Regions from separate parts of the Homo sapiens genome. Here region 1 is linked to region 2. A link is an interaction called in ENCODE POLR2A ChIA-PET data of the cell type or tissue named here. Cell type or tissue: HepG2. All regions are shown on one strand.

Region 1 (8,000 bases), 130 kb before region 2:
CCAAGCTCTAGCCAGGTGACAAAGATCCTCTCCTCGACCAAGCTCTAGCCAGGTGACAAAGATCCTCTCCTCGACCAAGCTCTAGCCAGGTGACAAAGATCCTCTCCTCAACCAAGCTCTAGGCAGGTGACAAAGATCCTCTCCTGGACCAAGCTCTAGCCAGGTGACAAAGATCTTCTTTGTCTGGAATTGGTTCCTTCTGGTGGGTTCTTGGTCTTGCTGACTTCAAGAATGAAGCCGCGGACACTTGCAGTGAGTGGTAAAGTTCTTAAAGATGGTCTGTCCAGAGTTTGTTCCTTCAGATGTTCAGATGTGTCCAGAGTTTCTTCCTTCTGGTGTGTTCGTGGTCTCACTGACTTCAGGAGTGAAGCCACAGACCTTCACAGTGAGTGTTACAGCTCTTAAAGGTGGTGCATCTGAAGTTGTTCTTTCCTCCTGGTGGGTTCGTGATCTCAGCTGGCTTCAGGAGTGAAGCTGCAGACCTTCACGGTGAGTGTTACAGCTCATAAAGGTAGTGTGGACCCAAAGATTGAGCAGCAGCAAGATTTATTGCGAAGAGCAAAAGAATGGCAGGGTGCCCGAGGGGGTTGCCCCTGCTGGCTAGGGTGGCCAGCTTTTATTTCTTTCTTTTGCTCCACCCACATCCTGCTGATTGGTCCATTTTACAGAGTGCTGATTGGTCCATTTTACAGTGCTGATTGGTCCATTTTTACAGAGTGCTGATTGGTGCGTTTACAAACATTTCGCTAGACACAGAGTGCTGATTGGTGCATTTTTACAGAGTGCTGATTGGTGTGTTTAGAAACCTTTAGCTAGACACAGAGCACTGATTGGTGCATTTACAATCCTTTAGCTAGACAGAAAAGTTCTCCAAGTCCCCACCCAATTAGCTAGACACAGAGTGCTGATTGGGGTGTTTACAAACCTTTAGCTAGACACAGAACACTGATTAGTGCATTTACAATCCTTTAGCTAGACAGAAAATTTCTCCAAGTCCCCACCCGACCCAGAAGCCCAGCCAGCTTCACCTCTCACTCTCCTTGACCAAGCTCTAGCCAGGTGACAAAGATCCTCTCCTTGACCAAACTCTAGACAGGTGACAAAGATCCTCTCCTCTACCAAACTCTAGCCAGGTGACAAAGATCCTTTCCTTGACCAAACTCTAGCCAGGTGACAAAGATCCTCTCCTCGACCAAACTCTAGACAGGTGACAAAGATCCTCTCCTCGACCAAACTCTAGCCAGGTGACAAAGATCCTCTCATTGACCAAACTCTAGCCAGGTGACAAAGATCCTCTCATTGACCAAACTCTAGTGAGGTGACAAAGATCCTTTCCTCTACCAAACTCTAGCCAGGTGACAAAGATCCTCTCATTGACCAAACTCTAGCCAGGTGACAAAGATCCTCTCCATGACCAAACTCTAGCCAGGTGACAAAGATCATCTCCATGACCAAACTCTAGTCAGGCTCCTCTGAGCCTGGTTATGCACGAGTCTCATCCTTGGCCTGTAAAGACTTGAACAAACAGTAACACAGTTTCTAACAGCTCAACTCCCCTCCCCCAGCATGATCCTACCCACACTCTTCACGTAGCTGCCTGAGAGAAAGCTCAAGGCTGCCCCAATAATTTGTTGCTTGTTCTAGCCAGCACCTGAAGACAGGGCCCCTGTCGCCCAGCCTCCTTGGGGGGCTAGGTGCCTAGCTTCCAAAAGCACCAGTTGGTTAGCAAACCCAGAGAAGTTTCACGTTGATCAAGTCCCCCAGTATAGTTTGAATGCCTGTCCCCTCCAAATCTCATGTTGAAATGTGATCCCCAGTGTTGGAGGTGGGGCCTAGTGGGAGGTGGTTGTGTGTCCGGAATTGGTTCCTTCCAGTGGGTTCTTGGTCTTGCTGACTTCAAGAATGAAGCCACGGACCCTTGCAGTGAGTGTTACAGTTCTTAAGGATGATGTGTCCAGAGTTTCTTCCTTCAGATGTTCAGATGTGTCCAGAATTTCTTCCTTCTGGTGGGTTCATGGTCTTGCTGACTTCAGGAGTGAAGTCACAGACCTTTGCAGTGAGTGTTACAGCTCTTAAAGATGGCGTGTCCAGAATTGTTTGTTCCTTCCGGTAGGCTCGTGGTCTTGCGGACTTCAGCAGTGAAGCTGCAGACCTTCACGGTGAGTGTTACAGCTCATAAAGGTGGTGCGTCCAGAGTTGTTTGTTCCTCCCAGTGGGTCTGTGGTCTCACTGACTTCAGGAGTGAAGCTGCAGACCTTCACAGTGAGTGTTACAGCTCATAAAGGTAGTGCAGACCCAAAGAGTGAGCAGCAGCAAGATTTATTGTGAAGAGCAAAAGAACAAAGCTTCCACACCATGGAAGGGGACCCGAGTGGGTTGCCTCTGCTGGGTTGGGTGGCCAGCTTTTATTCCCTTATTTGGCCTTGCCCACATCCTGCTGATTGGTCCATTTTACAGAGTGCCAATTGGTCCATTTTACAGAGTGCTGATTGGTCCATTTTTACAGAGTGCTGATTGGTGCGTTTACAAACCTTTAGCTAGACACAGAGCGCTGATTGGTGAGTTTTTACAGAGTGCTGATTGGTGTGTTTATAAACCTTTAGCTAGACACAGAGCACTGATTGGTGCGTTTACAATCCTTTAGCTAGACAGAAAAGTTCTCCAGGTCCCCGCCTGACACAGAAGCCCAGCTGGCTTCACCTCTCAGTTGGGTCATGGAAGTGGATCCTTCACGAATGGCCTGGTGACATCCCCATAGTAATAAGTGAGCTCTCACTCTATTAGTTCATGTGGGAGCTACTTGTTTAAGACAGCCAAGTATTGCCTCCTCTCTCTCTTGCCCCCACTCTCACCATGTGATGTGCCTGCTCCCTCTTTGCCTTCCACCATGATGGTAAGCTTCCCGCCATGTGACATGCCTGCCCCCTCTTCACCTTCTACCATGAGGGTAAACTTCCCGAGGTCCTCATCAACCATGAGTCAAATAAACCTCTTTTCTTGATAAATTACCTGGTCTCAGGTATTCCTTTATAGCAACACAGAATGGACTAATTTACCACCCCCCTTCTACTTTTTGTAATTTTTCATTTCCCTGACTCTCCTGAGCCCTCACTTACCCTTCCCTCTTCCCTCATCCTCCCTTTAAAATGCCTAGTCACCTCTGACTGGGTTCAGAAGTTGAGTTCAGCTCATGCTAGACTCGTTTTCACTTTGCAATAGTATATTACTGATTAAAATCTGTCCTTCCACCTTGTTTATCTTTGACATAGGAAATCAGAAAGAGACAAATAAAGGAACGCCCAGGTAGTCCAAAAGTCCATTTGAAGCTGAAAGTGAGAAGGAAGCTGAACTTGCCACACTTAGGAAGTGGTATGGCAGCTGTGGCTAAATGTGAAGGGAAGAAGTCATGGGGAGTCATCTATGAAAAATCATGGTTTTTTTTTTTTTTTGCAACTTTTGATTACCTGAATTATTTGCTGATCTCTAGTAGATAAGAGAAAGAAACAAAAAGCAAGGAAAGTAGCTAATCCAATTCAGAAATTCCATCATGTACTGCCACATTTTATTTTATTATTACCATTATTTTTTGAGACAGAGTCTCACTCTGTCACCCAAGCTGGAGTGCAGTGGCACTGTCACAGCTCACTGCAGCCTCAACATCAGGGCTCAAGTGATCCTCCACCTCTGCCTCCCGAGTAGCTGAAACCTCAGGTGCACACCATCATGCCTGGTTAAATTTCAAATTATTTGTAGAGACGAGGCCTCACTATGTTGCCCAGGCTGGTCTCGACCTCTTGGCCCCAAATGATATGCCTACCTCAGCCTCCCAAACTGCTGGGATTACAGGTGTGAGCCACCATGCTTGGCCAGCTGCCCCATTTTAGAACATGTTTTTGTCTCAGCATACTGAAAGTTGCACAATAGTACAACACAGGCCTACCTCCCAATACCTGGTCCTTCTACCAAGCTCTGCGCATCATGCTGGAATGGCACAGCGAAAAGGAGTTAGTCCAGGCTGACCTTTTAGGTATGCAGCAGAAACTAAGTGCTTTTATTGTCAATTAAGCAGCTACTTCTATTTTTTTCCTTTTTTTCCCTTCTAGGTATCATTTTTTCCTTTTTTCTACTATTAAACTAAAAATCTATTTGTCATTAAAAGTTCTTTGTGCAAATCCTCAGAAGCCTAGGGCTTTATTATTTTTAATGTTTTTATTTTTAATAAGGGAGGCATCCAATGGTGAAGTAAAAATCACTCATACCACCTTTATGAAAGCCAACTGTTAAATTTTCAGCACCGTTGGAAATCAGACATGGTTTACAGCCATGGCTGGATTTACACCAGGGGCTCTGACACACTCTACAAATCATGTTTATCCCCCCAGAGAGTGGATTGTTAAATACTTATCAGCAAACTACAGGAAGGAAGGAAGGAAGGAAGGAGAGAAGGAGGGAAGCAGGGAAGGAGGGAGGGAGGGAGGAGGAAAGAGAGAAATCAAGGACTTTGTGGAAACCAGAAGCTTGCAAAAATCTCTTTTATTTTTTATTTTTATTTTTTGGGATGGAGTCTCGCTCTGGTGCCCAGGCTGGAGTGCAGTAGTGCAATCTCAGCTCACTGCAACCTCTGCCTCCCAGGTTCAAGCAATTCTCATGTCTTGGCCTCCCAAGTAGCTGGGATTACAGGTGCACACCACGACGCACGGCTAAGTTTTGTATTTTTAGTAGAGATGGGGTTTCACCACGTTGGCCAGGCTGGTCTCGAATGCCTGACCTCAAGTGATCCGCCCGCCTCGGCCTCTCAAAGTGCTGGGATTTCAGGCTTGAGTCACCGCTCCCTCCCAAAAATCTCTAAAAAATTAAAAATTGATTTAATAGAGTAGGGAATCTATCTTCCTGATTCCCCCCATCAATGATTCATTTTGGTACAGCCAAGTTACTCAACTCTGGTTTCTTGGCTTCCTTGTGGGTAAAAAGATAATAAGGCCTGATAACAAGAGTCTGTTTTATAAAAATCTAGCAAAGCACACATATATTTAAGCAGTAATAATATTCACTTGTGAAATTAGTGTACATCATGATATAAGTGGTATAATTTGGTCAAGCAATACCATCTTCAAATAATGACCTGAAGAATCATGATCATCTTTCCCAATTTAGCTCTTTCTAAATTTTAAAAAAATGTAAGGACAGGATCCTATGAAGCAAAATTTAATTTAATCTTCCAATATGCACAAAAATTTACCAGAAATTTCTCAAAAGACTGTCTTCACCAAACAATGTGAACCTTCCTGCCAATGCCCAAGGGAGGCCAGCACCCATCCACAGAGTATTGTATTGATGTTTTTATGCTGCTGTGTTTAATTTTCAACGAGCATGATAGTTTTGAAACACACACACACAAATTAACCTTGTGTGACACTCAGTGCCTACTATGTTAGGAAGCAAATTCATTTTAGACACTGCTATTTTGGCCAGAGGTAGAGGATTCATTTTATTAAGCTATAGTGAAAGCAAGCTCTTCAATCAACCTTTGGGCCTGTGTTACAAAGACCAAATTTTGAAACACTTGCCTATGAGGAAACTCGAAACCACATCACACTATCAGTTTCCTGGTAGGATGGGCAGTCAGACACAATATTCATTGTGCATTTCCAATGGACTCACAGTAATCCCAGCTACTTGGGAGGCTGAGGCAGGAGAATCGCTTGAACCCGGGAGGTGGAGGTTGCAGTGAGCCAAGATCACACCGCTGCACTCCAGCCTGGGTGACAGAGCGAGATTGCATCTCCAAAAAAAAAAAAAAAAGAAAGAAAGAAAAGAAAATCTCCTTTAAAAAATGTTATTTAATTTTAAAACATCTTATTCATACATTCATTCATTTCTCCACTCATTTCTTAAATAAACATCTCAAGCCTGAAGTAGGCCCTGGTATTGCAAAGATGAACAAGATAGTTCCTGATCACGTGGATTTTTAGCATGGCGGAGGAAACAGTAATAGTAAAACTTCTAATTATCAAAAGACTTATGCCCACAATCCCACCAAAGATTTACAATTATTTTTGGGTCTTTCTGATCTTTATTCACACGTGCTCATCGTTTATACATGTTTAAAAGTATAATGTGAATACAATTTGGTGTTCTACCTTTTATTCTTAGCTTTTTCAATCTTTTTTTGGGTGGAGGGAGAAAGGCTGGAGAAGTGGAAGGTTAAAGCCCTGGAATGAAATCCTCCCTGACCTTCCCCATTCCTGTACATTCTGCACTGCAGCCAGGGGCAGGAGGACTGGTATCTACCAAATCCCTGAGGGCAATCTGCACCTTTGCAAGCCTCTGCTAGGTGACTTTTTTTTTTCTATTTCTATTTCTTTCCCTTTTTTTTCCTGTGTGTGTGTGTGTGTGTGTGTGTGTGTGTGTGTGTGTGTCTCCTTCAATTTTTTTCATCTCTGTGTTAAAGTTTTCCTGATAGATATCTTTCACCTCCTTGGTTAAATTTATTTCTAGGTATTTTTATTTTTGTAGCTATTGTAAATGGTGGTGCAAACTCAGCTCACTTTAACCTCCACGTCCCCAAGCTCAAGTGATCCTCCCACCTCAGCCTCCCAAGTACCTGGGACCAGGCTGAGTAGGCTGAGGAGGAACAGGTGGGGTTGGTCTTGCTGTCTCAAGGGCAGCAGAGATGGAGATGGAAGAAAGTTTACGTATAAGTAGATCTGTGAAGTTCAAACCTGCGTTGTTTAAGGATCAACTGCAAAGATCATATTGTCTGCAAATAGGCCATTTGATTCCTCATTTCCAATTTGGATACCCTTTATTTCTTTCTCTTGCCAATTGCTCTGGCTGGGTCCTTAACGTTTTTAAATTGTATATGTTTAAGGTATAGAATATAATGTTTTGGTGCACTTAATAAATATCCTTAACATTATTTGATGGCCATTTTTTTCTGATTTCACATTATATTCAAATTAACGAAAAAAATCCACATAGTACTGGTAGACATAATTTAAGTACTTCCCTACAGATGTACATTTAGACCTTTTCCAATTTGTCACTTTTTTTTTTTTTTAAGACGGACTCTTGCTTTGTCTCCAGGCTGGAGTGCAGTGGTGTGATCTCGGCTCACTGCAACCTCCTGTAATCTCTGCCTCCCAGGTTCAAGCGATTCTCCTGCCTCAGCCTCCCAAGTAGCTGGGATTACAGGTGCATGCCACCATGCCTGGCTAATTTTTTGAATTTTAGTAGAGACGGGGTTTCACCATGTTGGCCAGGATGGTCTCAATCTCCTGACCTTGTGATCCGCCCGCCTCGGCCTCCCAAAGTGCTGGGATTAGAGGCGTGAGCCACCGCGCCTGGCTCACTATACATATTCTTATATAACTTTTCCTTCTTAATAATCGTATTAGAGTAAATTTCCACATCTAAGATTACCGTGCCAAAAGCTCTTGCTCTCTATCCTGTATTTCACATCTATGGTACGTTTATTGAAGTATGGCTTGGGCCTGTCTGTATATATCAGTACGTGAACCTGAACTACTTCTATGGCCATTGCAAACATAAAGGTCTGGGGAAGCAAAATCTTGGTGAACAAATAGAGTTTCCAAACTTTTTTACTAGATCATGTTTTGATAATGGGGGAGGGAAAGTAGTGTCTTTCTTTACTTATGAATCATAGCAATAAGTAATTGGTTATTTAGCCTTCCAGAAAATAGATTCTGACTTATGTTTATGGGCAGAAAAGATTTCCCACAAGATATTTGGGCGTTGTCTGAATGTCTGAAATTGCTCAACTCACTTGCTACATTCTTTCAGTACTGCCTCACTATAGAAAGAACCAGAGAGATGGAAAATAAGTTTACCACTAAGACGGTTTTACATCACATTCTTTCAGTACGGCCTCACTATAGAAAAAAACAGAGAAAGGGAAAATAAGTTTACCATTAAGATGGTTTTACACCACATTCTTTTTCTCTTTGAGATTTATTTTTTAAAAAATCTTCGAGTCAGGT
Region 2 (8,000 bases):
TCAGCTACTCAAGAGGCTGAGGTGAGAAGCTTGCTTCAGCCTGGGAGTACCAGACCGGCCTGCGCAACATAGCAAGACTCCATCTCTTTAACAGTTATTGAAGATTTACTAAGTATCAGTGTTTTAAGTTTATTACATATATATAATTTAATCCTTATAAGTCCTATAAAGTAGTTCTAAAATTATTTCCATTTTTTATAGAAGTAAACAGCAATAGAAAGATTAAACGCATAGGCCTCAGTCACGCTGCTATTATGTGGCAAAGCCAGGATTCAATTTAGAATCTGATTCCAGAGCCTGTATCCTTAACCACTATAATCATTTTTAAATTACTTTTAAAAACCAGCTGTTTTCAGGTGTATATGTTGTAAATACCAAATTGCTACTTTAAGGAGGCCACAAAATGAACAATTTCCAATATCTTGAGATGTTTTCCAAATATGTACAATGTAGAAAAATAGGTTACACAGCAAATAAAACCCACCAATAAGACTCTTTATTTGCTGCATTCCTTTAATGTTATGAGTCCATTTCTTCAGGTTTATATGTTGGGCTATATAACCGCCCCATTAGAAATTATCGTAAGATCTCTGACATTCATCTTTGTGCATTTAGAAAAATTTTTACCAGGCAGGCCACAGATACTTACTGAACCAACATCACGTTAAAAAAGAGGGACTAACATGCAAGAGTCTCCAAACTTTGGTGGTGTACTTATATTTATATATTTATATATTATTTATATATCTCAGATATAGCTAAGATATATATGAGATACATAAGATATAGCTTGCATATATATCATATATAGATATATATAAAAGATATGTTATATATTTGATATATCTTTGATATAGATCTTTTATATATCTATGTATCTTATTTATCTCATATAAAGTTGATATAGATGATACATAAGATAGAGCTTGTATATGTATCTTATATATAGAAATATATCAAAGATATATAGCTTTATATATAATATATATCAGATATAATAAAAGGTATATATTATATATACTATATAATAAAGATACATATCAAAGATATACCATATATCTTTGCTTATAAGCATACTATCAGTAATATATACACACACACACACACACACACACACACACATATATATATATATATATCTCCCCCTCTCCCCCAAGACATGGTCTCACTTTGTCCCCCAGGCTGGAGTGCAGTGGCAAGGTCATAGCTCATTGCAGCCTTGAACTCCTGGGCTCAAGCAATCCTCCCACCTTAGCCTCCCAAATAGCTGGGACTACAGGTGCGTGCCATCACATCCAGCTAATTTTTAAATTTTTTGTAGAAACAGAGTCTCACTATGTTGCCCAGGCTGGTCTCAAACTCTTGGCCTCAAGTGATCCTGCCACCTCAGCCTCCCAAAGTGCCAGGATTACAGATGTATGCCACCACGCCCAGCGTAGGCAAAGAAACTGATCGTTGAGTATACCCACTGTAGGTATATCTGTTCATAAATCATATGCACTTATGCTGTATACATATATAGTGTGTGTGTGTGTGTGTGTGTGTGTGTGTGTGTGTGTGTGTGTGTATATTTTTTTTTTTTTTTTTTTTTTGAGACAGAGTCTCTGTTGCCCAGGCTGGAAGGCAGTGGTGTGATCTTGGCTCACTGCAACCTCTGCCTCCCGATTCAAGTGATTCTGCCGCCTCAGCCACCTGAGTAGCTGGGATTACAGGCATGCACCACTACGCCTGGCTAATTTTTGTATTTTTAGTACATGCAGGGTTTCGCCATGTTGGACAGGCTGATCTCGAACTCCTGACCTCAAGTGATTTGCCCGCCTCGGCCTCCCAAAGTGCTGGGATTACAGATGTGAGCCAGCACCTGGCTCTGTCATTTTAAACATGTGCAAAAACAAACATAAGAAAGCTTGTACTTCTGGCAAGGGCAGACTGGCTCATTTCAGACAAACCCCTCCTGCTGATCACTAGAAAAGCTGGCAGAAAGCTTCAGTTTGGAAGCCGGAAAAGCTGAGCAGAGTGTTGAGCAGGCTCACAGAGCTGGACGAAAAACCAGAGTTCGAGGTCTTCCAAGAAGAGGGGACCACAGGCCTTGCGGTGGGACCTAAAAGTGATACTCCCCAGAAGAAAAGGCAAGCCTGAAATAGATCAGTGCTCACAGGGACTAAGGCCCAGCAGAATCAATCATCTAATCTCTGGTTGAATTAAGGTGGTCTGTTCTAACCTGTTGCCTGCCAGAAACTAAAGTCAATCCTCTCTGCAAGATAAATCCAGCAAAGGCTGAAACTATTTCCACAACTTTTCATATGTAATATTCAGTATATAATCCAAAACAACCAGGCATACAAGAGATCACGTCTTGATTTAAAAAAGAAAACTGGGGGAAAAAAACAGCAGAAACAGACTCATAGGAGATCCATATACCGGAGGCAGGGAGGGAGTGGTATGTTGGGAGCAAGGAGTTGGGGAGCATATAGAAGGTTTAAAATAGCCAGTGTGGGAAACTGAACAGTAACTGTCCTGGCAGCTGTGGAGGACTGCAGGGCTGCCGGGACGGTCTACTGAGATGAGTTCCACTACACACTCCGTCTCCATTCGACTTGGTTTCATACACTGTCTTCAAATCAATCTCATCATGCAGATCATCCACAATCTGGCTAAAAGAATCCTGTACCTTAATCTTCTACTTGAGTACAAAGTATCAATAAGACTGATACCTACGCTGGAATTTTTTTCATCATAATGGAAAGACCAGGTTTCTTCAGTCTATCTCGACACCAATTTTCATTTGTGCTCCCTCTTTATTCTTGACTGCACCGCCATTCTTCCCACTTTATGTGGACATCTGAATGCATTTTTTGAAACTCTTGCCCCTGGTTTACTTCACTTAAAGAAAATTAATTCTTAAAATGTTGACTTATATAAGTGAATTTGAAATTTCATATTTCTTAGCGATTTCGGATTCTTCTAACATAGATACATCACTGAATTCTTATACCTATACAAGAAAGCCAACATATGTGGCTGGGCATGGTGGCTCAGCACTCTGCGAGGATCGCTTGAGACCAGGGATTTAAGACCAGCCTGGGTCTTGAAGCGAGACCCCATCTCTACAGACACTCTAAAATATTAGGTGAGCTTGGTGGCGTGTGCCTGTGGTTCTAGCTACTCAGGAAGCTGCGGCAGGAGGACTGCTTAAAGCCCAGCAGTTCAAGGCAGCAGTGAGCTATGACCATCCCTTCACTCCAGCCTGGGAAACACAGCAAGACCTTGCCTCTTAAAAAGAAAAAAAAAGTACAGTTACAGGCAAATTCACATATATTTTCTTCTGCCATCCTCATTGTCTACTTTTTCTTATCTTGAAAAATTATGATATAATGTTGCCCTTTGAATGGGAACACGATGCTCCTGCCCCACATTCAGAGGAACACTGGTTTTAAACTGCTTATGCAATACAAGTGCTAATTCTTTGTCTTACCCAGTGCTCTTTGTAACCAAAAGCCACTTGGCCAGCATTCAAGGTTACTATGAGGACATGAAACAAAGCAAATAAGTCTCCACATGAGACTGAACTCTGACCTCAGAGCTTTAACTAAACTTCACCAGCCTTCAGGGTAATCAATTTTGAGTGTCTACAACAAACAAGATCCACATACTAAATACAATGAGGCAAGAGAGAGACAGATGAGACACAACATGCCCTGAGGACTATATATTCTAAAAGTAGCTAATAAAAATACAAGAGCTGATACTCTAGCAGGTAATGAATTATACGCTATGTCTATAAACCCTGCCCTAACATTCCTCTTCTCTCAAAAAAACTTTGCTACAAAGAAGAATGTGATCAATGACAGGCAATTTCTTTGAGAGTCAGAGGAATGAAGGTTACTTTTACTGTGGAAAGGTGTAATGCGTGAATATTTGAGAATATCCAATTCCATTACAGAAAATCAAAGATACAAATAAAAGAGATGAAAATAAGTGCAGAGCAAACAGCGTGAGAAGTTAGACACAGAGAAAGTAAACAGGGCATCTGTATGGTAAACACAGGAAGGAATGAAAGCACTCATAACCACCAAATATTCACAAGACCAGAGGAGACACAAAATACTCATGAAGGTACTGATATTCATGAGGTATTAAATCAGCCAATCCAATTGGTAGTATCCATTTCTATACCTACAGGCCCCCCTGCCCAAGAAACACAGATGAAATCCACAGCTGCTCATCACGCTAACGGGCGGACAACAGGGTCAGGGAGGTCCCTGCGTTTCTCAGACAGGGCGAATGAGTGCTGGCCCCAGGCACCTTCAATCTGCTGAGCTGCCTTGTTCATCTTCAGCCACGGTCTGGAGGAAATGTTGATATAGCAGATAACACTGGACAAGAGGACATTGTAACCCAGCTCTGAGATGGTGTGTTCCCTCCATTCTACTCGTACCTGAGGTGCATGGAGAGGTAATCTCAAGAGAAGAAATAAACAGGACCAAATAAAAAGGTGAGGAAGTACAGAATGAACAGCGAATAGTTAGACTTTGGAATAAGAGTGCTGAAGTAAAGTAGTGACGAGCCTGATAAACGGAGGCGGGGCCAGAGCCCAGTACAGGAATTGAGACCAGCGCTTTTCAGACTATCTGTTGTGAAAGACCATCTTTTCTTCCCCTAGTGGGCCATGAACCAATTACTAGGGGGTAAAGGGGAGAAGGATACAAAACGTAAGCCCGGCCAGGCTCAGTGGCTCGTGCCTGTAATTCCAGCTACTAGGGAGGCTGAGGCAGGAAAATCACTTGAACCTGGGAGGCGGAGGTTGCAGGGAGCCGGGATCACACCACTGCACTCCAGGCTGGGAGACAGGGACTCCACCTCAAAAAAAAAAAAAAGCATGGAGGTGGAGTTCACAGTTTGCAGGACTGAGTAGATGTGGAAGGTAAAAGACAGTTATGAACCCACCTCCAGGTACAGGTCACTCTATGCTGATAACTGTCAGTAACAGATGGTGAGAGATAGAATACAGTGGGAGAAGGCAGAGGAAAGAAAAACAGCAACAGCAAAGTCGTGTTTAACTTCGTTTTTTGATTTGTGTGAAGGGCCAGTAAATCTGATAACTCTTAGCATATGGATCTGAAAAATTTCATCTTGCTAAATATAAGGAGTACATACATATAAGGTTATTAACAACTGCGTACTTGACTTATATGAAAGTTTACAACCATCTTTTAAGCTGTAATGAAAAGACACTTCTATTTAAAAAAACCCCAGTTAAAGGATATTATATTATACTGGATACCATTAAATTAATTAGATATAATACATATTGCAAAAATACTTTTGCCTATGATATTAGCAGACATCTCATAAAATTTTGCCTATAAAACATTTTTCATTTCTCCCTACAGAATCCAGCTCAGACATATGAATAAAAAATAATATAAACCAAGTACTAACGGGCTGCTGGTAAAGGGCATCTCCTAAGCTACTAACGTTTCTTCAAAGCCACAAAGAACACTTTATCAGCTATTTACTTATATTGCTTTTGTAAAAGTTTATAAGAAATGGAAAATGTAAAATGCAATGTCCTCTAGAACACATTAGGAGTTTGCAGCTGTAATGGAATGTTTTTAAGCAACCATGTGCTTTACAAGGACCCAGACTACGTTTCTAAAAGATTGGGATGGGCCGGGTGTGATGGCTCACGCCTGGAATCCCAGCACTTTGGGAGGCCAAGGTGGGCGGATCACCCGAGCTCAGGAGTTCGGGACCAGCCTGACCAACATGGAGAAACCCTGTCTCTACTAAAAATACAAAATCAGCCAGGCGTGGAGGCGCATGCCTGTAATTCCAGCTACTCGGGAGGCTGAGGCAGGAGAATTGCTTGAACCCGGGAGACAGGTTGCAGTGAGCCAAGATTGCGCCATTGCACTCCAGCCTGGGCAACAAAAGCAAAACTCCGTCTCAAAAAAAAAGATTGGTATGGGTAGAAAAAATACAGCATGGAGACACTGATGAAGTTTCATCCAATGTGGCTGTTACCATATCCATGTATGGGAATGGTTAAAGAAGAAAAGCATACAATTGCAATGAAAATACAGGACAGAAATAGCAACTAAAGACAGAAGATTATTACTCAAGGAAGTATCAGGATGTGAGTGGATATTTCGATGAATTACATTTTTTTTACATGCTATAAAGAAACCTTCAGGCTGGGCGTGGTGGCGCATGCCTGTAATCCCAGCACTTTGGGAAGCCAAGGTGGGGGGATCACTTGAGGTCAGGAGCTCAAGACCAGCCTGGCCAACATGGTGAAATCCCGTCTACTGAAAATACAAAAATTAGCCGGGTGTGGTGGCGCGCGCCTGTAATCCCAGTTACTCAGGAAGCTGAGGCGGGGCAATCGCTTGAACCCTGGGGGCAGAGGTTGCAGTGAGCTAAGATCATGATACTGCACTCTAGCCTGGGCAACAGAGTGAGACTGTCTCAAAAAAAAAGAAAAAAAAAGAAACCTTCAGAAAGACACCAATGTTCTCAAAATTAAATCCCCGTAAAATATGCTGAATCTTTAAAAGATAATTCAATTAGCATCAGCAATACAGAAGGGAGTAAAGAGATACCTCCTTTTTGCATGAAGCCAACCAAATATTTGAAGGTCTGCTATGAACAAAGTACTGTGGAAGTTAATAGAATCCATTTAGAAAGAAACGTCTGAAAATTCTGCTTCCAGTCCTCCTGAATAAGTCTTCTAATCAGAGAAGTGCAATTTCATAACTGTTCTTACCTTTCTCTCTGGTCTTTAAGGTATATTAAAAAAAAAGTATATTGGTAAATGGCAAAATAATGTCCAACTGTCTGTAATGAAATGATTAGGGATTATTTTTAGAATTTACTCAAAAGAGTACAGTATTTCATGCATTCATTTAATTTCTGACCACAAATACTTTAAATGCTACCTAACCCTTAATATTTATATGTCCAGAATGAAATCTACATACAGTTCTCAAAAAAAGGTACAAGAGATTATTTATTTAAAAAAAATCTAAGGAAACCATCAATAAAAGAGAAAACTGGTAATGTTACATCTTAATTTTTTAACCTTAGAAATTTAGTACAGTTTATTACCACTTTCAAGAAGATAAGCCCCGTCATTCGTAAGTACCAGAAGTTCCCTTTCAAAACAAGAACTAAGACTAGAGATAAGACAGAGCAGTAAGAAAGGAAGCTCTAATTTTGGAGTCATTCCCTTCTCAGTGCAAATACAGTTTTCTGATACTCGCCAGCTGTGAAATCTTAGTCAAATTAGTTCAACTCTATAAGCCTTTGTTTCTTTGCTGTAAGAATAAAATGAGACAATTTATGGGAAACTGCTAAAGTCATCCATAAAGATAAATTAAGAACATCCTTGTAAATAGTCTCCAGATGTCAACCGCTAGAAATTTTGTTTTATTTACTCTGCTGAGGACTCTGTGTGATTTTTATTTTTATTTATTTGAGACAGAGTCTCACTCTGTCGCCCAGGCTGGAGTGCAGTGGGGCAATCTTGGCTCACTGCAACCTCCGCCTCCCAGGTTCTAGTGATTCTCCTGCCTCAGCCTCCCAAGTAGCTGGAATTACAGGTGCCCACCATTTTTGCATTTTTAGAAGAGATGGAGTTTTACCATGTTTCCTGGGCTGGTCTTGAACTCCTGGGCTCAAGTGATCCTCCTGTTTTGGCCTCCCAAAGTGTTGGGATTACAGGTGTGAGCCACCTAGCCCAGCTACTGGCTATTTGTGAATCATGAATTTTCTAGTGATAGCAAGATGCATAGCACTAAGAGTTCAATAATCACATTTGTTGTCATCACTGAAACAGCATTGCTCCTTGGGAGGAAGAGCTTATAATAAGGTAGTGAAAAGCACACATGCAGAACCTAATGGGCAACAAGGCAGAATGAATACATACTTAACAGAAACAGGAAAGAGAAAAAGCTGACCAGGGATCTGCAAAGTCACAGGATGATAAATGGACACTC

The links. ChIA-PET counts read pairs that join two places held together with the same protein. Peaks named below come from ENCODE experiments on the same cell type or tissue, not always from the same donor. Only the 100,000 strongest peaks of a DNase experiment are listed, where the experiment ranks them.
Region 1: POLR2A ChIA-PET joins it to region 2 with 6 read pairs; 1 of 35 experiments calls an interaction of 5 or more read pairs at or near these places.

The regions. Positions count from the first base shown.
Region 1 is chr1:246,705,294-246,713,293 of GRCh38, reverse strand. No RefSeq gene overlaps it. Among named protein-coding and RNA genes, the nearest start is that of SCCPDH, 15 kb to the left of the region's middle. In HepG2, no CTCF peak of the experiment used is centred here; DNase peaks (open chromatin) are centred at 1,493, 3,283 and 5,573.
Region 2 is chr1:246,579,234-246,587,233 of GRCh38, reverse strand. All of the region lies in intron 1 of CNST (consortin, connexin sorting protein), which reads right to left. Among named protein-coding and RNA genes, the nearest start is that of CNST, 17 kb to the right of the region's middle. In HepG2, a CTCF peak has its summit at 4,657; DNase peaks (open chromatin) are centred at 3,543, 4,353 and 4,613; H3K4me3 peaks cover 1,627 bases.